2 separate regions of the Mus musculus genome follow, and region 1 is linked to region 2. Evidence: chromatin loops called from intact Hi-C (ENCODE). Cell type or tissue: heart. All regions are shown on one strand. Each heading gives the region's core, and the rest is flanking DNA. Links, peaks and the distances in the headings are about the cores only.

Region 1 (15,768 bases), core at 3,427-11,426, 120 kb before region 2:
GCCAGACTGTGTGCCAAGATCTTTGACAACTAACTACTCAGAACCTCAGGCTCCTCAGAGTGTGAGTGTGTGTGTGTGTGTGTGTGTGTAAGAGAGAACCAACATAGGATCTGTATGCATGTGTATATGTAAAAAAGAATGATGTACATTAAGGCACATATCTGAGGATGACATGATAACACAAGTATTCCTGTCGTTGGCACCTCTCTTTGTTGTTGTGCTTGCTGGCTTGACATCCATGTGCACGCCCCACAAGAAGGCTTTTTGGATGTCAGTCCATCAGAAATATGGATAGTCAAGGTCCTCCAGAGAAAGAATACTGTTTGACAGCAAGTCTCAGCCTACAAGCACTGGAAGAGAGTAGATCTCCCCATTACCATAGACATTGCAAAGCTTGCTTTGGAGCCTTTGGGGAGACCTCTTAGACCTTTGACCCTTTGTAGTGCCACCCCTAAGAGCTGGAAGCTTAAAAGCCAGACATGGCTGATAGAGATCTCATAGATCCTTGCTCACAACAAGCTTATAAAGGTTGAGATAAGGGGTGGCAAATGTTATTAAACTAAAATTTTAATATAATAATACTAGAAAAAGACCTAGACCTTAAGAAGTGAGACACCAAAGCTCTCTGGGCTTCTGAGGTCAAGTTCTTAGACCTGGTGCTGGGCCATCCCTAAGAACCTGGGAAGGAGGGAGCCATGGAAAACCGCTGCATGTGCCAAAGAAGAGTTAACCAGTTTTCTATGCAGGGTTGATTGAGAGGGGTGTGTGTGTGTGTGTGTGTGTGTGTGTGTGTGAGAGAGAGAGAGAGAGAGAGAAGGAGAGAGAGAGAGAGAAAGGGAGGGAGGGAGGAGAGAGAAGGGGAGGGGAGAGGAGAGAAGAGAAAGAAGAGAAGAGAGAATATCTTAGTATCTCATCCAAAAAGGCTAAACCATAAAAACCAGCAAGGAAGTCTGATAGATCAATAGATCAAGGAAGGAAAGCTCACATCTGCTGCCTGCAGTGGTAAAGGAGCTGAATTAGTGATGTGGGAGCATGGCCGCGGTTCTTAGGGCAGAGAAATGTGAGAGGTGAGCGGTTTGCATTACTGGTGGAAAAGAGGCAATGGAATTACACTTAAAGGTGAAATGGTTTCCAGTAAAGCACATCTGCCTGAAGAGAGGTCAGAACACAGTGTCATACAGCAGACAAAGCACCAAGCAGGCGGGACCTTAAGAGCTGACCCTACAAGAGAGGGGGAGAGCCCTCACCAGCCTCTTCTGTCCCATTTCAAAGGTGGAGTTTCAGTTGCTGATCACTAAGGCTGGTGCTCCCAACTGATCTCACTGCTTCCTGAATGTGGTCTCTGGGGCCTGGCTTCCTGCATGATTTCCTTATGGCCTCACTCTTATCAAGTGTGACTGGGGCTGGATCACAATGTACAGCAATAGTAAGGGATTGCAAATGGTCACACGGAGGCAGCTTGTGTCAGGTGGAGGCTTTGACAAAAGAAAAGAGTGACTTGAGTTTGGGACACCCTCCCCCTACACCCAAGAGCTTGCACCTCTGACCACATTCTCAGCTCTGGTTGGCTGTAAGAGAAAAGTCATCAACATGCTGAGGGGGAGGGGCAGGACATGGGGAAATACAAGGAACTAGAGAATAGGAACCTGATTGCTTCCGTTTACAAGCCCATGCCTGGGCTTGAGACTAAAAGACCCTTCAAGTTCAAGAAAGGACCTGATGGCTGCATGCAGTGACACATGCCTTTAATCCCAGCCACTTGGAGGCAAGAGGCAGGCAGAATTCTGATCTGGCCTACACATCAACTCTCTGGATAGCCAGGGCTACATAGAATGACCCTGTCCCTTCCTTCCTTCCTTCCTTCCTTCCTTCCTTCCTTCCTTCCTTCCTTCCTTCCTTCCTTCCTTCCTTCCTTCCTCCCTCCCTCCCTCCCTCCCTCTCTCTCTCTCTCCCTCCCTCTCTCTCTCTCTCTCTCTCTTTCTTTCTTAAGGAGCAAGGCCTGGTGAGGAAAGGAGTCTTCCTAGGTGCAAGCCCAAGCTTTACTCTGCTCTGGAACACTGAGTCTTCTCAAATGAGCCGGAATGAGCAGTGTGCAGCTCATGTCCTTTACGGTTTGGGGGGTGGGGGGTTGTGGCGCTGGGGATTAAACCCACTGAGAGAGATGGATCAGCACAAAAGGTGGACGCTGGCCTCAGCTCTGTCTTATTCCACACATCTGTCAGGAAAGAGTTGGCTGGCACAAAGGTCAGTCAGTGCCTGGATCACGGTTCCCCCAGCTTGAAGATCCCACGGAGAGACCTATGGAGATAGTCCAGTCAGCAGCTATGTCTACTGATCCCCCACCACCCGCCGCCCCTGCCCCCTGGTTTCAAGTCCAGTAGGCAAACACTTCCTAAGACTGGGAGATAAGTTACTCCTGAGGGGACTGTATGGACCTGCTAAACACTGCACTTTTAACCTCTCCTCCTCCGGGTGAGAAAAGTAAGTTCTTGGATTCCACTTGGAATGAAGGAAGGGTAGGCTGGGCTGATGCTGGTACGACATGGCAAGTGTGACTCTAGGATCTCCTATGCAAGAGTCAGACTTACCCTAAAGACTGAAATGGCTGGGAGGTCAGGTTTACAAAGCCAAGGGAGGTACACATCTGTACTCTCAGCACCTTCAGAAAGAAAGGAGGGAAGGAAGGAAGGAGGCAGAGGTAGGCAGATCTCTGAGTTTGAGGCCAGCCTGGTCTACAGAGTAAGTTCCAGGACAGCAAGGATTACACAGAAAAACCCTGTCTTAGGAGAGAGGAAAAAAAAAAAAAAAAGACAACCAAGCTATATTTTTGTTTTGGATTACTAGCTCATCTGTTCTAGTTGAAATTGGCCCTTACAACCATTAATGCAGTCGTAGATCATGTAGTCTCCTGCAGGGTTGGGACAGGCCTTGGCAGACAGGAAGGAATCAGGTCTCCACTCTCCTCAGGTTCTAGAGTTCCCACCTTCAAAATCTAGAAGATCTAGGCTCTAGAGGATAACGGCAAACTCCATACAGCCAGCTTAACTGGCTGGTCATGTGCTTAACTGGCTCAATACAATCTTAGCACAGAGAATAGCCAGACCAGAGAGGAGCATTATTAGTGCCTGTCAGTTCTTTTTACTACCCCTTCCTCCTAGAGCTTGTGAATAGATACTGGGTCTCCCCTCCCCCTCTCCTAGCCCCAACAGCAACTAGCTCAGATTGTAGAGAAGTTAGGTGAAGGCAAACTCTGCAGTTACAGGTGCTGTCTTCCTGTCCATCCTCATGGGGAGTGAGGCACGGAATGGTCCTGCTACACAGTTTCCCAGACATTTCCTGCTGTACAAATTCTGACCCCCTGGAGGGGACATCAGGCCCTCCCTCAGTGGAAGTGAAGAATGAAGCAGAAAAGGAGCGTCACTAGCAGGTCCAGGTCTCCTGCCCCACACCATTCTGAGTCACTTCCTGCTCCTTGCTGGACTTTGATCTCCAGCTGCTGCTGCCCCTCAGTTACAGCAGAGAGAGGACTGACAAGCTTATTCAGCTCTATAGTCCTGGGCCTCTCCTGGTTACAAAAAAAAACCCCACCTTTTCTATGCTCACCATTGTGTCTGATGACCTGTTGGCCATCATCCTTGATGCTGCTATAAAGCAAAGTGCTGACAAGAAATATAGGTGGCGGGTCGTGGAGACTGAAAATACCATCTCCCCATCTTCCTTCTCCGCGTTTATGGGAGCACACATGCAGACGAAGCTCCGTGTTGTGAAATCAGGGTTGCCTTCTTTTCCTAAACACTTCTGAAGCATCTAGAAAACCAGAAGTTTTGAAAGAAAAGAAATGGCAGCAGCTTGGGGGAGCCCTAGGCACCGTAGCTACTATTTCCCATCCCAGCTGCCAGCAAGCCTCAGTGACATACGTTGCTGGTGACCGACTGTTCACTTAGGGCTGTGGTCTGTCAAGCAGGGTTATTGTTTTCACTTTATGAAGAGCCTATTATGAAAAAAGCAAACTCAAGAAACCAAAATGAGGACAAAGCGATTCACATTACACACAAATGGATTCTTTACCTAAGACTTTCTCAGACACCCCTCTGCCTTTGAAGAGGCACTGTGGGCTAGAGGGATATACACTGTAGCTGAGTGGAATCTTTTGTTTTGTTTGAGGCATGTTTTCTCTTTGTATAGACCTGGCTGTCTGGAACTGGCTCTGTAGACCAGGCTCACAAAGATCTGCCTGTCTCTGCCTCCCCGAGTGCTGGGATGAAAGGCATGTGCCACCCCTGCCTGGCTCTGAGTGGAATCCTTAAGGAGCCCACATGGCTCTCAGCTTTGCCTGAGTGACCAACATCCCCAAACTTAGGAGGTCTCTCAAGAGAATCTTCTACACAGGATGGTTTGAGTCTCTCTGGGAAACTAACAGCCCTGGTAGGTTAAGATTCCCTTCAGGGGCTGGAGAGATGGCTCAGTGGTTAAGAGCACTGGCTGCTCTTCCAGAGGTCCTGAGTTCAAATCCCAGCAACCACATGGTGGCTCACGGTTGTGATCCCATCTATAATGGGATCAGATGTCCTCTTTCTGGTATGCAGGTGTTGTACATGATGATAAAGCACTTATACATAAATACATAAAATAAATCTTAAAAAAAAAAAAAAGATTCCCATCAGACCCCATTTCCCTGGTGAGTAGGGAAACCGTTCCTTCCTGTGACTTCTCCCCAGTTACAAGTCATTGCACCCCCAAAACACAAGCAAGTTCTTGGAGTAGTAATTTCCCTTGAAAACTCTAATCCATGAGGCATAAAGAATAACAGCACTTAATAGGGCCAGGCTGCTTACGGGGGATTCAAGAGAACTGAAGTACAAGGTGGACCTCAGCTAGGGAGGTGGCTCAGTGGCTTAAAGCGCTTGCCACGAAAGCCTGGTGACCCGAGTTCCATGCCTGGAATCCACATAAAGACCGAGGGAGGGGCTGGAGAGATGGCTCAGTGGTTAAGAGAGCTGACTGCTCTTCTGAAGGTCCAGAGTTCAAATCCCAGCAACCACATGGTGGCTCACAACCATCTGTAATGAGTTCTGATGGCCTCTTCTGGTATGTCTGAAGACAGCTACAGTGTACTTCCATATAATAAATAAATAAATAAATATTTAACAAAACAAAACAAGGTACATCTTCAATGCTTCAGTCTGCCAGGAGAGATTGTGTTTAAAAAAAAAAAAAAAAAAAAAAAAAAAAGACCGAGGGAGAGAAACAGATGTGCAGAGCTGGCCTTTGACCTCTGCACATGTGCTTGGCCCATGTGCCCCTCTTCACCTCTGTTCGTGCACACACACACACACACACACACACACACACACACACACACACAGGATGGAGTTAGAACTGCTCTTCTATAGTCAAGTATACTTCATCAAGGAGACACTGAGGTGTGCAGACCTACCCAGAAAGTGTGTCCTGGCTGCCATTTCTGAGTGGGGAATTTGTGAGAACAGCTCTGTCTCGCTGTGGTCCCAGTCTTGTTGTCCACCAGGAAAGAGAAAGACTTCTCACAACCTCAATGGAGGCGACTACACACTCTCTGAGAGAGCAATCCACTCCTGGAGGTGTGTTCTAGATGTTCCCACCTGGTCCTGAAACAGACACCTACTTGTGCCCACTGCAGGTCTCTGGGCAGTAGCAGAGAGCTGGGACCAACAGGTATTCATCCTCATGGGGTGGGGGGAGATGTAAAATGTGGTAGCAACCCACTCCCATAGGCTACACAGCTATGGGCAGGGATAACCAGACAGACTCATGGCAGCATGGATTCTGTCAGTGAAGGGGAAAGTGCAGAATGATAGCCAAGGCAGTACCATGTATGGAAATGAACACTGCATGTACAGGGTGAGGCATGGTATTGTGAGCCTTTAGTCCCAGCACTCCACCAGCAGAGACAGGCTGACCTTTGTTGAGTTCTGGCCAATATGTCAGGTTCCAGTCCAGAGAAGGTTTATGTAGTGAGACCCTCTCTCAAAAAACGTTTATAAAAGCCAGGTCTGGAGACACATATCTTTAATTCCAGCATTCGGGAGACAGAGGGAGACAGATCTCTGAGAGTTCTAGACCAGCCTGGTCTACAAAGTGGGTTCCAGAACAGCCAGGGCTGTTACTCAGAGAAACCAAAGGAGAAGTAGGAGGAGGAAGAGGAGGAAGTGGTGGTGGAGGGAAAGGAGGAAGAAGAGGAGGAGGGGGGAGGTGACATGTATATAAAAGGAGAATGTACATTGCCTGTGCCATATAAAACAAAGGGCAGTGACTATCACAGACACTAGAACGGAGACCCACGTGAGGGCAGGCTGGGTAGATCACATAAGAAGGGACTTCACAGTCACATAAAGATCTTGCGAGCTGTGGGCAACTCAGTTGATGGTAAACTGACACAATGGGTTATTATGCCACCAAAAAGGGAAAAGACACACAGAGCAGGGTATGGTGGTGCACACCGAAATCCTTGTACTTGAGAGGTAGGTGCAGGATTAACGGTTTAGAGCCAATCTCAACGGCCTAGTGAGTTCAGGTCCAGCCTGAGCTACATGAGACCATTTTAGAAAAGGGGGGTGAGGAGGGAAGAAGGGGGGGGACTATTGATTTATGCTTCAATAGAGGTGAACTTTACAAACATGCTAAGTGGCAGGTGCCATTCACAGAGATGGCATGCTGTTGGATTCTGTATGTGATATGAAAAGGTCCAGGGGAAAATGGGGAGTGAGTGCCAAGTGATTAAAATGTAGTACAATGCCAGGCAGTGAAGATGCACCCCTTTAACCCCAGCACTCGGAAGGCAGAGGCCGGTGGATCTCTGAGTTCGAGACCAACCTGGTTTACAGAGGAGTTCACAAAATAATGAACTGTGTTCTTTGGATGGGTAAATTTTAGGGCACACAAACTATCTCAGGAAAAAAAACATTTAAAGGAAAATTAAAAGGAGGAGAAAATTCTCCTGTGAATTGGCCTTGGCCACTTCCTTTTTCTGCTTCTGGTTTCAAACAGGAACTGGGCAAGGTTCACCTACCTTGACCCTGCCTTAGGGCCATTGCACCCCAGTGGCACATAGTTGCCTCTGGCCCTTCAGACTTGGGAAAACCAGATTGGCTAAAGGTTCCTGAAAGGAACTCAGTACTGCCATGGGGGGGGGGGGGAAGAGGGGGTGTCTGGTTGGCAATTTCTGCCATCTGCTCTCAGAACACTTCCTCCAATGCCTAAGAATCTCATGATCACATCAGCCTCTGCCATCTTCACAGTGGAACAAGAAAGGGACGTCAGAGCCGCCCGACCAGAAGTGGTCAGTGGTAGCTCGAGGAAGATGCATTTTCTTTTATCAGCACCGGTATTGGTATTGGTTAGGCACCTTTAGAACTCTTGGTGACTCAGTTTCTTTCTAGGGAACGAGCATGAAGCACCAGGAGCAATTTGGATAGGAAATAAGGAAATGTATGTGAAAACTCCTAGCACGGTCCTGTCCCATAGATAGAACCTGCTAGATGCTTATTGAATCCCAAGCCCAGCAAGCCCCTCAAACAGGCAGCCAAAACAGTCTGGGGAAGGTAAGAGAAGGGTTAACATGGAAGAGTCGATTCATAATCATAGCTGAAATCCTGTGTGCCGGGAGTGTTGAGAGCTGAGAAACGGAGACAGACTGACTCTAAGTTAGCCGTCCTGAGAACAAGAGAGCGAAACCCAGTTTAAGCGCAGTGGCCAGCCAGGGAATGCAGTATCTCTCTGACAGAGCTAGTTGCCAGAAAGCATCCACCTCCCCCTGCGTATCTGTCGATGGGCTTCTTTTATCCAGCCTAGAAAAAAAAAAAAATGCTCATCTGTCTCAATTTACAGACAGAGGTAGAAATGAGAAAAGTCCCCAACAGGTTCCTGACCACCCTTCCTGTGGAAACGGAGTGGATGTGTCCAATGAGCCACCCAGGGTGCAACTGTTATCCTTGGGTAGAAATGACAGAAGCCAATTTCCCCTCAGGAGCCTTTGAAGTCTGAATGAAATCTTGGTTCCTAAAGATACTGGTGGTGCCGGGCAACAGGAACTGTCCTGCAAACTGTTAGGTCTCAAATCAGGACAAATGGCTGAGGTGCCATTAACATATGAAAGTGAACCTGGCTGGCAGGTCCTTACCTATGACAGGGTATGGTTGGCATGCCCTGCCCCCTACCCTGAACCTCTCCAGCCCAGGTCCTGGGCTGCCCTTCCCCCAGCTACCCTCCTTATGTAATCCAGCCATTTTGCTAAGCCAGTCCTTTTGGCTATTCTGTCTCCTACCCTCTACCCTCCTGACCTCTTGGACTAGCTCTCTCCTCCCCCCTCCCCCTTTCCTCACATGTCCCAGCTCAGGATGCTGTTCACTCTGGACTCTGCCAGATGTGTCTGCCTCTGGCTATGCTCTCCCTTTTATCTACAGTGAACTTTCCCCCACTACCTAGGACCAGTCATGTCCTTTCCTTTTTTATTTCTGTTTGTCATTCACAAGCTATATGACGTTATGTCACAGAGAGCTATTGCCTGGCCAGCACTGCTGAAAGGTTCCAGAATGGAGTGGCCGAACATTTCTCGGGGCCCTAGTTCCTCCTGTGTGGTTCTCCAGGCTCTGCCTCCTGCTGTATGTGTCTGCTTTGTCTCAGGCTGGCCTCTTCTGAGGTGTTGAGGTAGCTGCACCATCATTCTGGATAACACACTGCCTTGGACGAGACACAGAAGCTTTCTGAAGTCCCTAATGGAGTCGGAGGGTAGCTCTGCCTGGGCCACTACAAACCAGGACAGGGCTTCCTGCTCTGAAGGGTAGGAGGGCAAGAGGCAAGACTGATGGGAGCTGGTGTGAACCCACCTGGAGATCATGCCTTACCCTCCAGAAGGAGATGAAAAGATGCCAAGAACACAGACTCGTGTCTACCGCAGGTCGTAAATCTCATTTATAGCTGAGGCTGTCACCTGAGACCTCCCAAAGTTCCATACCTGCTTTATGACAAATCCAAGACCAGCTGTCCCTAGTCTCAGTGACAGTGTAGTCAGCTGTCTTTGAATCAATAATGTCACTGAGGGCCTCGACAGGTAACCACCACCTCGTCTCTAGGGAGATTAAGCAGACAGAGTCTTTGTAGCTATAAAGGGATGCCCACATTGATCTCCAAGGCACCACTGGGACCTTTGCACCCAGCACTTGATAAGAAGAGCACAGAGATGAGCCTGTTAACTCCAGGATAGGCCTCAAGGAAGCTGAGGTGGGCTTGTCTCAGCCATGTTTTCAGATTTGTCATTTCCTGAGCAGCTCTGGCCACCCTCCCCTCTCACCTCCTCCCAGGCTAAAATGGACAAACCAGGGCTGATAATTGAGTTAGGTCAGCTTCCTCTCTGGCCCTGCCCTCATCATAATCTCATTTCCACGGGATGAGGGATGGCAGTGTCCAGGCTCAGGAAGCAATCTGTTCCCTCGTGTCCGCTGGGCCTGTTAATTGGATAGAAGAACTCACTAAGCTTCCACAGAACCCTATTAGAAACAGATTTCCTCTGGTTCCCACAGGCCAGCCCTGGAGGGCTCTCCAGGCCTCAGCCTACAGGGAAATTCAGCTTTCAATTCAATTTCTGTATAAGTGAGTTGTCTTTTATTTTTAATTTATTTTATGTGTATGGGTGTTTGGCCTGCGTGTTTTATGTGCAGACCATGTGCATGCAGTACCTGCAGACGTCGAAAGAGGGCGTTGAATCCCCTGGATTGGAGTTACATATGGTTTGAGTCATTGTGTGTGCTGGGAATCCAGGTTGTTTGCAAGAGCAAACAGTGCTCTTAATGATTGCACCTTCTTCCCAGGTCCCGAGTAACTTAAGTCTTTATTAGAATAGTAGCTGCCACTGACTAAGTGCCTACTGTGTGTCAGACATAATGCTACATAGTGTGTTCTGGACTAAGGATGAAACTGTTACTCTTGGCCAAGGGTCTCGCCACAGGAACTGCAGGACCCTCCCTCTATTTGAATGGATATACTTTGTTCTTGGGAAGAACTTTGGGCAGCTTGGTTGTTTGTTTGTGGGGGCTATTCATCTAATTTTTAAAACAGTCTCATTATGTATCCCAGAACATATTAGGTAACCCAGGCTGCCTTTGAACTCAAAGTCCTGCCTCTGTCTCTCAACTGTTGATGGCTAGTTCTGTTGGCTCTTCGAGAACAGTCCTGTGTCTAGGGTAATATAGTGCCTGAGTGTGAAATGGCCCCCTGGGAGAGCTGTCTAGCACCAAAGGCCATCAAGGGTGCCCCAAATTGTGACCTAAGTTAGCTTCCTGAAACCCCCCCCCCCCCACTCAATGCTTCCAAGAGACAAGCCAGAGCTCAGCCTCCACCTGTACTCTGCGCCTAGAGTCAGGAGTCACATCAGAGCCTAGGGGACTGAGGTGCAGAGGACGCTGACTCCCTCTTCCTGAGCTCTGCGCTTTGCTCTCCTGCTGGCTGCTGTGCCTCACTCCATCTGTCCAGATATCACCATCCCCAGGAGAACGTCCTGTCCACTGGCTGAGTTAGTCAGCTTCAGCAGGAACCTCACCTCTCCTTCTCCATCCCAAAGCCCTCTTCCTTGACCTGTTTGGTCTGTGCAGCTCTACTGTTGCATGCTGGGTAGGGTCAGTCACTAGTTCTGTCTATTCCTGTCATGAGAATGTGAGAGCTTTCCAGACGGTGCTTTGGCTCCCCTGGCCTCTCCCAGTTCCAGGAACAGGGGGAGTTTTTAAGATACGCCTGCAGAACAAAGGGATGGATAAATGAACCATGAAAACATTCGCTGCAACATTTGTTTCTAGGTAACTTTTAATTTCAGTTTTGATTTTTCTCTTCTATCCAAGAGAAAATGTGCTTCTTGCTATGTTCTTTCTTTTTTTTCCCCTCCTCCTCCTACTCTTTTTTTTTTTTTTAAGTAGAGCCTCATGTAGCCCAGGCTGGCCTCCAACTCTGTATGTAGCAGAGGATAACCTTGAGTTTGTGATCTTTCTGCTTCTACCTCCGGAGACCTGGGATTACAGGTGTGTACCATTTTTACCTATTTTTATTTGGTACTGCAAGTCAAACCCAGGGCTTCTTGAATGCTAGGGAAGCTCTTTGCCCTAATTTCTATACACAGTTATCTATCTATACATGAGGGCTCCACATTCTTTAATTGAACCAGCTGAAGACTGAAAAGGCAAATGCATCTCTGCTGAACCTTACAACATCTTAACTTGCTGTTATTCCTTGGATAACAGCTGCTACATAGTGTGATATGGCACTGGGCTGGTATGGTTAATCTGTGTTGGGCTGGTATCTTGATGGGAATTGAGAGATACCTAAGAGATCAATGAAGCACACTTCGCTGTGTGTCTGTCTACGAGGGCATTTCCTAAGATGATTAGCAAGGTAGACCCATCCTGTGGGGGCTGCATTCAATAGGGAGGAACAAAGGGGAGAGAATATTTCTTCCTGTTTCCTGGCTGTTATGGGTAAACTGCTCTGTCCCACCTTGCCGTTTCTCCACAATGCTCTATGTTGGCACAGGCCCTGGAACAATGCAGCCAGTGAACTGATGTGTAACCCCTGATGCTGTGAGCCAAGATAAACCTTTTCCTCTCTCTCTTTTTTTTTTTTTTTTTTTTTTTTGGTTTTTCAAGACAGGGTTTCTCTGTGTAGCCCTGGCTGTCCTGGAACTCACTCTGTAGACCAGGCTGGCCTCGAACTCAGAAATTCGCCTGCCCCTGCCTCCTAAGTGCTGGGATTAAAGGCGTGCGCCACCACGCCCGGCTAACCTTTTCCTCTCTTAGCTCGTTCCTTCGGGTGTTTTGTCACAGTGACAAAATAAAAGTGACTAACCTTTAGACTTTGCAGGTGCTCTAGAGAGTGAAGTATGTGGGAGTATACGCATGGGTTATATGCAAACTGGACACCATTTCTATGGGGTTTGTCCATCTGTAGACCTGGAGGCATGCTAGGAAACGCTGAAACAAACCCCTGAGGACACTTAGGAAGAACTATAAGTAGAATTTGGGGAATTATTATTATTTTGAGCAAAGCAAACACTGATTTATTAAGGAAACTTGAGAACTCAGGAATGGAGGGGCTCCTTGAATGGCATCCATGACTGATTTTAATAGATGGTGGTCAGAGGCTGTGGCCTATTAATTCTCTGTGCTTAATTTTTTTTCCTTGAGTCTTCTTTCTACCTAAGCATGATTATTTTAAAGTTCCTTGCAGCCAGGTGAGGTGGTACACACTTGGACTTTCAGCACTCTGAGGGTAAGGTTGTTGTGAGTTTCAAGGCCTGCTCTACAAAGCAAGTTTTAGGCTAGCCGGGACTGCCTAATGAGGCTTTGTCTCAAAAAAAGCATGAAAGAAAATAATAATAATAGTAATAATAATAATAATGTTATACTGACAAAGCTAATAAAGATAAAAACATGAAAACAGAGTAATTCATGAAGTCCCTGCCACCTGCCTTCCACAGGTGCCAGTTTATGGCCAAGTTTGCTTAATTATGGCTCCTATTATTTTTAAACACCTCTCGAACAGGATTTTTAAGAAGACCTTATGGTCACAGCCTCAAAAGAAGAAAAATTAGTGTGTGTTCAATCGAGTGTATTGTTAAAACCCATTATAATTATTTTTTACTGTCTAGTTCTAGTTAATTCCAAGAGATAAACAAAAACATCTCACTTCAGTTATTATGACCTTTCCCCTTGCATGTTGTTTTACATTTATTATTTTTTTGTGGGGGAAGGGCACACGTACCACACAGAGAACAACTGCGGAAAGAAACCCTCTCTTTCTGCCCTGTGGGTCCTGGGTATCAAACTCAGGTTGCAAGGCTCAGCAGCAGGCACCGATACCCACCCTTCCTCTTACATCTGTTTGTTTTGAGACTGCTCTCACTGTGTAGTCCCAGCTGGCCCAGAATTTGCGTGTGTAGACCAGGCTAGCCTGGAGCTCATGGAGAAAGGCCTGCACCTTTTGTCACCTGCTACTAACCACTATTCATTCAACGCACAGAGGCTTATGGTTGCTTACAGGCTGGGTTTTTATTGAACACGTGGGTTAGAAATAGATGCGGAGAGAGACCCTTTCATCCTCAGATCTGCTGGTGGGAAATCTGCTTCCTATTTACGTGTAGATGACTGAGAACACAGCCGGAACAACAATGGTCTCAAAACCGACAGCCATCAGCAAGAAGGGGGAAGAAAGAAAATGCTGCCTCAGCTCTTGCTGGAGAGAACTGTCTGCCTGAACAGTAGTTCAACTATGGAAGGAAAACAGTGTCGCCTGAAACGGACCCTCAAAGCTTCCATAATGCACACCATAGATCCCGCTGCCACATGGGGCCCAGCTACTGCCTTACTCAGGAGACCCAGGAAGCTTCTATGCTCCCTGCACTGTGACTCTTCACACTTCAGTCCTCACTTCAGCACAAGCTACATTGATGTTTTGTTCTGGTTTGGTTTGGGTTTGGGTTTGGGTTTGGTTTGGTTTGAGACAGATTTCTCTGTGTAGTCCTGGCTGTCCTGGAGCTCACTCTGTAGACCAAAACTGTCCTGGAAGTCAGAGATCCACCTGCCTCTGCCTCTCAGTGCTGGGATTAAAGGCCTGTGTCTCCACCACCCAGCAAAACTACATTCTTTACTTTGGGGTTAAAGAACACAGGAGAATACTTTGGAGAAAGGTTGAGTTTTGTTTTGTTTTTATAATATACTAGTTAGTTAGTTAGTTAGTTAGTTAGTTAGTTTTGAGACAGGGTCTAGCTATATAGTCCCAGCTATTCTGCAACTCTCGATATAGAACAAATTAGCCTTGAATTTATGACAGTCTTCCTGCTTCTGCCTCTGGAATACTTGAAAATGGAGTTGCAACCTATATTCTGTAAAGTGCACTGATCTTCAGGAAAGAATTCCAGTAGAAATTCCGGTGGTTTTTTTTACATCACATGCCTGTGGAACCCTACCCCAGACATGGAACACTCCAGTCACCACAAGGCACTCCCTGTGTTCTTTCCTGTCCCTACCCTATACCCCACCCTAGCCTGCCAGGAAATTGTGCACTGCACTGATGGCCTGTGCCAGCAATGTTTCAGCCTGCTCTAACTGATAGTGTGGGCTGAGCCTCCTGGGACTCAGCTCTTCCTTTCCTGTGCTCTAAGGCCAGGTAAGTCCAGGAAGACCCATCGTACAGACAACAGCTTCTCAGGGACCCCACCTAGTGAGAGCAGGGCCTGTCCCTACTGTCCTAATTATCATGAGACAGACCCCAGGCCTTGACCTTGAGCCTGGCCTGCCAGGCCTTCCTCCCTTGCATACTGAGCACTGAGCATAGAAACTCAATATATAACTTAGTCTTTCTAGAGTAAGAGGCAAGACCAGATGGGAGAGCTCAGAGTTACTGTAACTGGAGTCTGCCAACCTGGATTTCAGTCTTCTGCTAGCTGTGAATCCTCCTTCAGCCCTACCCCTGCCTCTCCCAGTTTCTTTTTCTCTAAAATGGCATTAAAATGAAGCCTTTTTAAGAAGCTACCCAAAGCACGCTATAAACCCACAAGTGCTATAGAAGCATAAAGAGTCATTACTGTTACCATAATAAATTCCCAGACCCTGTATGGGATGCAGCCCAGGGACTGCTTATCCAGGTAGGTTACAGTGGTCTCTGACTACAAACCCCATAGCACCACCATCTTCTTCAAAGGAAGGGACCTGGGGTCTTCTGGGAATCTCTGGAAGGCTTTGATATTGCTTCTTTGCTACTTTAATTGCAGTTATGATTTATTGAAGGCTCATCGTGTGTCAGGTAAAGCACATAAAACTGAACATGCCAGAGTTAAGCGTCGGCGGTGCACGCCTGCAAGTCCAGGAGCTGGGCCATAGAGGTAAGAGCATCAACTACATAGTGAAATCTACATGATGCCCCGTCTCAGAAAAAAACAACAACAACTCTTAGCAAGTCTTCATAGGGCCTGCTGACCTGCTGTTGTCCAAATACACAAGAGATTAAGGAGCATGTTCAAAGTCATGTAACAAGAGATAGAGCAACAATAGCAAGTGATAGACTAAAAGGAAATAAAACTTGAGACATGTGATTCATGTAATTTATGTCAAATAGCCCAAAGAGTTGTTTATGAGCTTTAAAACCTGGGGCTGAGAACATAGCAGAACAGGCCAAGACATGCCCAGGCAGGCCCTTTGTTACATGTCCTGACTGGCCTGGTGCCACCCTATCTCCCACCCTTCTGACAGTCTGTTGATGTTTAAATGGACCAATCATGTAAAACTGCGCCAATTCCTCCCCCAGCCTCACCCCTTTTCTATAAAAACCCCTAGCTTCCAAGCCTCAGGGTCGAAACCACTGTCTCCTGTGTGAGATACGTTTCGAACCGGAGCTCCGCCATTATGGCTCCACCATGTGGTCGACACCTCTGTCTCCTATGGGAGATATGTGTCGGCCTGGAGCTCCATCATTAAACTACCTCATGCTTTTACATCAAGATGGTCGTCTGTTTGTGATTCTTGGGTGCGCGCCGAACGGAAATTGAGTGGGGGTTTCCCCACTAGGTTCTTTCAAGGCCTAGAGTTTGAACCGTGAATTATGATTAGATTTGTTTTATGTGCACCCCTTGCCTATGTGTATGGATGTAAACCATGTACGTGCCTATTGCCTATAAAGGAGGTCAGAAGAAGGTGCTGGATCCCCTGGAACTGGAGTTATTACAGATTATTGTGAGCCACTATGTGGGTGCTC
Region 2 (8,000 bases), core at 1-8,000:
ATGCCTGGTAGTTAACTGTTGTCCCCATTGTATAGTTCTGATCACTGAGGTATATGGAGAAGGCTGTGTGGTTCACAGGAGACAGGAAGGACACCTTCTCAAATACCAGAGAGATTCTAAGGGTATATTAAAGGAGACATGTTGCCATGGTAGTTGTTAAGGGCAAAATGAGAACATGGTAGAAGCCAGGAAACTGGGACAAGATGTATCTCACCGGCCAACCCATGAACTTCTCTCCTATGTGTCCCTCAGATACCCTGCTCCGTGGATACAGTCTTCCCTTCGTGCCACCGTTAGTTACCAAGGTCAGGGATGGGTGAGGGGACCCAAGTTCCTCCCAGTTTTCAATCCCTGCCCAAGATCTGAAGAGGCTGGCCACTGGACACACATGAACACACATGCATGTTTGTGTGTATTTGTGTGCATGGTGGGGAGAGGTATAGGAGTAGAGGGGTGACAGCAAAGGCACTGTTCCAGCTCTGGAGTAGGTCTCAGTGTGGTCCTTGCTTAAGCATGGCTCCTGAGACCCTGTGTGGCACACCCTTCCTCTGAGCACATTTCTAGAGCGCAGTGGACTGTGAAGGGGCTGGCCATCTTCTCCCTCTCCCTGTCTCCTTATTAGACTGTGAGATGAACAGGCTCCCAGAGAAGAGTGAAGACTTTTGGTGTGAGGGAATGTTAGAAAAAGGAAGGCCAGGGGTGCAGGCAGGTCTGTGGGTCCTTGCCCCTTTATTTAAATGAGGTTGGTCCATTAGGCCTCTGCGTGTAGCACTGCCCACCCTGGTTGGGGCCAGGAGTTTCTGCAGTGGGTGTCCCTTTGGCTGCCAGCTTCTCCTCCTTCCTTGCTGAATCCTGGGGGCACTGCTAAGGAGATGATCTTTCTGCGGGGACCTTGCAACCTGGAGAGAACATAGTTGGGCGGTACATGGTGGTCTGTGGTCTGCGGTGATGCACAGAGTTGCTGTCAAGAATTTACTGCCCCCCTCTGCTGTTCTTCAAGCACACATTGGCACCAGTCCCAAAGGTCCCTCAGGAGCACCTGAAAAGGTGGGGCCTTGGGTAGCTTTGTGGCTGGAGGCAGGGAGGAGAGAGAGAGAGAGAGAGAGAGAGAGAGAGAGAGAGAGAGAGAGAGAGAGAGAGAGAGAGGGAGGGAGAGGGAGAGAGAGAGAGAGAGAGAGAGCCCAGAGTGGAGCCAGCCCTCCTCCCCAGCCCTGTCATGGTTTGTGGTGGTGGTGGTGGTGGTATCTTTTTCCTTCTTACTGTTAATGGCACCCTCACTACGTGGCAGGCACTTTGTAAGTTGGTTTTTAAACCCTGTGGACTTGGAAGTACCTTGCAATCCCTATTTTACTGCCAAGGGAGCTGGAGTTCCGAGAACAGTGGATTCAGATCTGGTTCACAGGAGAGTGCATTCTTAACATTGTATTACTCCACACCCCCCATGCCTGGGCTTTATGGCTACTGCTTGTAGGGTTCTTTAATACTTTGGATGGGTTCAGAGCACTGAGCCTTGAGGCTCTGGGGACTAGGGCTTTTATTGACTCTTCCTTGCAAAGCTTATTAGCCCCAGAGCTTTGTCCTGGAGACCTGAACAAACACAGGTGTTGTTTTGGCCACCACAGCTTCCCCAGGAAGTGGGGTTTGATAGCTCCTTTCTACAGCCCTTCGCCTTTCACAAGCCATCGTCTTCTTACAACAGCCCCTTCCTCCCTCAGTTCCTCCCCCCTCTTCAAGACTCACAGGCCTCAGCTGGGCAACTCCAGTTTGTCTTCCAGTTGCTAGCACTGGCCAGTTTCCCTGGAAGCTTTGGGAAGCCTTTGGCTGAGGGTTGAAGGGGCTAAAGGTTGGAGGATGGGTCTGGACGGGGCTTAAGAACAAGGGGTTGGCAGAGGCAGGCAGATTTCTGAGTTCAAAGCCAGCCTGGTCTACAAAGTGAGCTCCAGGACAGCCAGGGCTATACAGAGAAACCCTGTCTCAAAAAACAAGACAAAACAAAACAAAACAAAAGAACAAGGGGTTGGGAGGTGGTGATCGTGGAATAAGACACTCCCATCCCTGGCCCCAGAGAATGTGCAGTGTGGTGGCTCGGGTCCAAAGTGAAGTATGGACAGGTGGCAGTTGGGAGAGATTGTGTAGAAACAGAGTAACTGTACTTACTTTAAAGATCTACACATTCTGTGTAATATTTGAAATGTAACTCTGCGGGGGTGGGGAGACACCTGGCGGGCCCATGCCAAGATGCCCTCCTGAGAAATCACAACATGCAACAAACCTAATATAAGGGAGGCTTGGGAGAAGGAAAGGAAGAGAAGGGGTAGAGGCAGACAGACAGGAGCAGAGCCAATGGGGCAGATAATGGGGGACAAAGAACAGATGGGGGCGGGGGGGGGGACAGAGACAGGAAGACTGGCTGGGAACAGAAAAAGAAAAACATCTGGGCTGGTGAGCAGTCTTTTCATTCTCACCCATGCCTGGCAGCAGCAGGTAAAGACGGCAGGTGATGATGTAAGCTGATGATGTAAGCCAATGACATAAGCTTGCTAGGTTCCTGGGAGGAGCCTAGCGGAAGTTCCTGTAAGCCAACATTCCTCCTTTCTTATTTAATTAAAAATGAGTAGCTAGGAGGGGGTAACGGTGGGGCAGGAGTGAGGTTGTCCTGTTCTCTAGATTACTTCCTGATGACTGGGGGTGACAATGGCTTTGGGGACCCTAAGAAAATTGGAGTGCTGGCTGCTTCACTGCTGTTCAGGATCCATGAGAATATCTGCAGCTGGGAAAGTGCAGGCCCCGTTGAAGTATCTGCCAGGGTAGACTGAGCACCTGTGAGTAGCTGCCCTGGAGCCGTCCTGGATGCAGATGCTGAGTAAACACCTGGACCTGGCAGGACGATGGGGCAGACATATATACTAAGGGCAGAGGATAAGTTAATGTGACCATATGGAACAACCACACTAAGAGTGACTATGGATTCTGCTGAGTGGGTGGCCACCTTCCCTGGTCCCTTCACGTGGCTTATACGCTGAGGATGGCCCAAGCCTGTTGAAGGCCTTTCGTAGAACAACTGTTAAGAAAGTGTGGGGCGAGGACCCTGGAAGCCACTGAGGCCTGGGGTGCGTGCCTCAGAGACTACGGTGGCCCATGAGGAGACTGACCATCTGCCTGTCTTCCCTTTGTATTAGACGTTCACAGCCTGGTGCAACTCCCACCTGCGCAAAGCGGGGACACAGATCGAGAACATCGAAGAGGACTTCCGAGATGGCCTGAAGCTCATGCTGCTCCTGGAGGTCATCTCAGGTGAGCCGGCCCCAGCCCAGGACCCGGTGGTATCTCTGGGTTCTGTCCACGTTCACACTGGCCTCCCTGGGCACCAGGCACACATGTGGTGCATTCGCATACATGCAAGCAAAATTCTCATATAATAAAAAATACAAAAAAAAAGAGAATTAATTAAGATCATAACTTCTAATTAAGAAACATCATCACGATTAATAAAGTAGCACACACCACTTACTCTCATTCCTTGGAGGGATTACCCTAATGACCTTAGCCCTGTCTTATGACTTGGAGAATCACCATGCTGCAGCCAGCCAAGCTTCCAGGACCTGAACCACTAGGGGACAAACCACATCCAAATAATAGCATTGTGCATGTCCTCTTGGGTGCTCAAAGCAGTAGCTGGCCCTCTGTTTTTGCTGCACACTTCATCTTATCTTAAACCAAGCCTGGGACCACAGACTGCTCTGCTCTACCTTTCTTTCCAACTTGACGTTTGCATTCTTGGCTGTCTGTTTCCTTCTTTCATGATCCCCTTCGAGCCTTTTGTCCTGTGGGCTTCTGGTGACTCCCACCTAGAGGAAACCTTGGGAAGGCCGGGAAGGCCTTAGGTTCTGTCTCCTCCCTGTCTCCTCCTCCCTGAAGTCCCGCTTTGTGAAGCCGCCCCAGGCCTAAGATCCTCTGACAGCCCAAATATGGTCACGTTGTTCCCTCGCTTGGAAGGCTTTTGTGCCTCCCCGAGGGCTTCCAGTCTGGGCCTCGCATTCCTTTGCAGAGCCCTTAGGATCATTTGAGAGCTGGCACCTGCTTTGTTTCCAACCGACTCTTCCCAAAAAGGTAGCGGACCTCAGGCCCTCTGCCACGGCTCCCCAGATGACATGCCATCCTGTTCCCTGTGTTTGCGTGACTTCGACAGATTCAGTTCTTTAAAAACAACTTTTCATATTTCCTTTAAAGTGAAACCTGAGCAGGGCAAAATATACACAATGGAAAACATAATCATTTTGGCTTTTTTTTTAAAGGGGAGGGATTATTTATTTTGGCTCGTGGCTTCACACGCGTCAGCCTGTTGTGGCAGGGAGGATGTGGTAGAGCGGCTCAGTGGGCATCATGACAGCAAGAGGCCAAGAAACGGGTGTGTGAAGAGGCCAGAGAGGTCCCCCCCCCCCGCCCCCGGTGATATTCTTCCTCCAAGAGCCCTGCCTTTTGCCTTCACTGACTTTTAATGATGCCATCATATTATGAATCTGTCAAGGCATTAACCTGTTGATTGGGTCGGATCCCTAATGATGTAATTATCTCTGAGAACACCCAGGCTTGTACTTGACTAATCTTGGCATCTCTTAATCCATTCAAGTCAACACTTAAGACTGAGCATCACAGGCTGCCTCTTGTCAACTTGATACCGGAACACGTCACTTTAAATCATAACATTCTACCCCTGGACCCCAGAAGACTGCATTCAATTTATCTCCATGAGTTCCCATGGACTTGGCAATTCCAACATTGTTCAGAAATCTAAGCCCAGAGTCTCTACTGAGACTCAAGGCAATCCCTTAGTTGTGAACCCCTGCAATAAATACCTCTAACATACCGTGGCACTAATGAGAGAGCTGGGGGCATAAGAAGGGAGAATAGTACTGAAATAAGACCAGAACTCAGCCTGGCGTGGTGGTGCACGTCTTTAATCCCAGCACTCGGGAGGCAGAGGCAGGCAGATTTCTGAGTTCAAGGCCAGCCTGGTCTACAAAGTGAGTTCCAGGATAGCCAGGGCTATAACCTGTCTCAAAAAACAAACAAACAAACAAACAAACAAACCCCCAAAACAAAAAACAAAACAGAACTCAAGAGTGAAGATTGTAGCCGGCACAACCATGTCCAATCCTGGGGAGGTATGGTGGTATGATGTGAGCTTCAGTGGTCTTGGGTAGCCCTTCCTTCCTCGTGGTTTTTCTCTTGTGTTGGCTGCATCCACTGCCTGAGGCTTTCATTAGCAGACATTCCATATTCCCAGCATGTTCAGCATCCGTGGGGTTTCCATTATAGCGTAGGCTTCACCCCAACAGAGCTCTTTGTAGGTAATTCAACCGTGTTATACATTTCCCTGCCTCCCGGGCCTTCCTTTGAAATCAGGATAGACACTGCCATAGCTCTATAACTCTTGAATTCTGCACGCCTACAAAACCAGCATCATAAGGATGGAGCCAAGCTTTCTGCACATCCCCCTGTCCGACCCTGCAGTGGCTTCTGAGTGCCTGGATGCTGGACATAGGAAAGATGCTTTCTGGAGCTGTCTCTTCTCAAAGGAAAACTTCTTTTTTTTCCTTATGCCTTGCTTTTGTGTTATTATTAATTTTTAGTCACCATATAAAGTAATAGGTCTCACTATATACGCATATGCCTGAATACTTCGTTCTGATTCCTCTCCTTCCTCATTGGAGGGAAGGAAAGTCTGAAGCCTGTGATGGGTGGGGTTTGGCCAGTTCCTTAGATGTCAAAGGCATCTTTATAAGACATTTTCCTCCTAACCTAGTGTAAAGTGTTTGACTTTTTGTCTTGTTTTGGTTTGGTTTTGTGTTTTTAAAGAGAATAAGGGATATTTTATTCTGGAGCTGTTTTGAATGACCATGGCCCAGAAACACAGATTTAGTTTATCCCAGATTCTATACTGCAGCATGGATCGTGGAGTTTTTGTAGTCATACAGAACAAAGAGAGTCATAAATCAAGACAGTTTTAAAATATGTTGGTGGCTGCATCAGACAGACAGTTACAAGATGGGGCAGGCTTCTCTGTAGGCCCAAGATGTTATCTGATGACATTCTAAGCTTTGATGGGAGCTAGTAGTCTGCTAAGTCAATAGTGTTCAAAAGATTTCTGTCAGTCACAAGTAGTTAGGTCCCACACAGTGGAAGAAGGACTTAGCTGGGGAAGGCCATTAAGAAAGAAACTCCTGGAGGATCTTATCAATACTGTCTGAGGCTTCTTTTTAACATCGCTGATCTCCAACAGTCACACCCTGCCTGTCCACAGCTTTTAGCTCTTTTTCAGGTGTGGCTTCAGGGTTTCCAGATTGTTCCATGCTGCTCTTTGCCCTTGATTCTCACTGTAAACCTTGCTAAGAGCACCTGCCAATAACTATGCCACAGCCTGAATGAGATGGATGCTGTCTTGAGATTTCATTAGCCCATTCCCCTTAAACACAGCTTCCCACAGAGTTTCAGGTCCCCCTCAGAATAGACTAGTTCTTTGCCAGACTGTAACATGAATGCCTCTAGTCCATTCATGTGCCCTGGCCCGATCTGCCTGGTTTTGTTTCTGTTGCATTCTGGTCTTCTGACTCACTCATTAAGCTTTGCTTATAGCATGCTTGGGTTCCCCTGGCCCACATCTACTCCTACTTCCATCTTGCTTCCATGCACCTGTTTCGTGTATCCTTTTGGAGGTGTCAGCTCATTGTAGCAGGGAGGCATGATGGTTCTTTTGATAGGTCCCTGGACAATGTCTGTTCTCGGGGTACTTTTAGTGGAACTTTCAGCAAACCAACCCCATGCCACACACACACTGTCCCTCAAATTCTTTTAGTCTCCTGATCTTGAAACTGGAGGAGAAGGGTAGGGTGTGTGTGTGTGAGGAAGCTGGCCCTGGAGCGGAGTTGAGAGTGCCCACATGAAGGCGGTGTACGGGCACAAGCAGAGGTTTTCCAGTGAGTGGGGTCTTTTCTTCTTTCTCCTCTCTTCTTTCCTCTTTTCCTTCTTCCTTTCCTACTGGACTACAGTCACATCAAAGGCAGGAAACTCGTTTACTCCCATATTCCAAGAACCTGGCCGGTTTCTGGCATCTGTTAGTAACATAACATGTGCTGGAGGAAGGGAGACTGCTCAGTGGTTAAGAGGCTGGCTGCTCTTCCAGAGGAACCAGGCTTGGTACCAAATACCCACAGTGAGTGGCTCACAGTTCCCTGTAACACCAGCTCCATGGGACCCTCTTCTGGCTTCCTCAAGCCTGCGAGTGTGCACTCACGCACGGACAAACGCATGCGCGCGCGCGCGCGCACACACACACACACACACACACACACACACACACACACACACACAGAGGCTTGTCTCTGGGTAATGGAAGAATCCAGGTAGCCTCAACTTCTCTCTGATTGCCTGCCTAGATGACAACTGCAAACATCTGACAGGAACACCATGCGCATGCCCATTTAAGAAACGCTTTGGCCGAGGGGGAGTGTGGCTCACCCTGGCTCCTGGACACTTGCACCTCACCTTCATTTTCCCTTCCTCTTCATCAGGTGAACGCTTGGCCAAGCCAGAGAGAGGCAAGATGAGAGTGCACAAGATCTCCAACGTCAACAAGGCCTTGGATTTCATAGCCAGCAAAGGGGTCAAGCTGGTGTCCATCGGAGCTGAAGGTGAGGCTAATATGCTGTGATCGCTGTTTCCTTGGTCCTTTCTCCCCTGACTTCTGGGTTTGCATGCACCTGAAAACAGGTACCCACATCCTCCATCATTCAGCCACACCAGAACTCGCCCCTTTCCCTCAATAAAGTCTTTATGATATGCAGTTGCACGTGGAACGCCTCACCTGTTACACCCCACCCCCACCTCCATGTCCTGCAGGGTGCTCTGTGGGCAGGACAGTGCAGATGGACTCCTGGTGGCTGACAGGGCCCTGGGGGAAACTCTGCTGTTTCCAAAGTAGCTTTATTTTATTTTTGAGA

The links. Peaks named below come from ENCODE experiments on the same cell type or tissue, not always from the same donor. Only the 100,000 strongest peaks of a DNase experiment are listed, where the experiment ranks them.
Region 1: a loop joins it to region 2, with 2.1 times the contacts of the local background. A loop is called at or near these places in 2 of 42 quality-filtered maps.

The regions. Positions count from the first base shown.
Region 1 is chr12:80,317,551-80,333,318 of GRCm38, reverse strand. No RefSeq gene overlaps it. Among named protein-coding and RNA genes, the nearest start is that of Gm29952, 55 kb to the right of the region's middle. In heart, for the core only: a CTCF peak has its summit at 9,723; DNase peaks (open chromatin) are centred at 8,308 and 9,408; H3K27ac peaks cover 2,362 bases.
Region 2 is chr12:80,204,653-80,212,652 of GRCm38, reverse strand. It overlaps Actn1 (actinin, alpha 1), which reads left to right. Exons shown (of 21, transcript NM_134156.3): 2 at 3,180-3,294; 3 at 7,572-7,691. Among named protein-coding and RNA genes, the nearest start is that of Actn1, 52 kb to the left of the region's middle. In heart, for the core only: no CTCF peak of the experiment used is centred there; DNase peaks (open chromatin) are centred at 4,019 and 4,298; H3K27ac peaks cover 4,845 bases.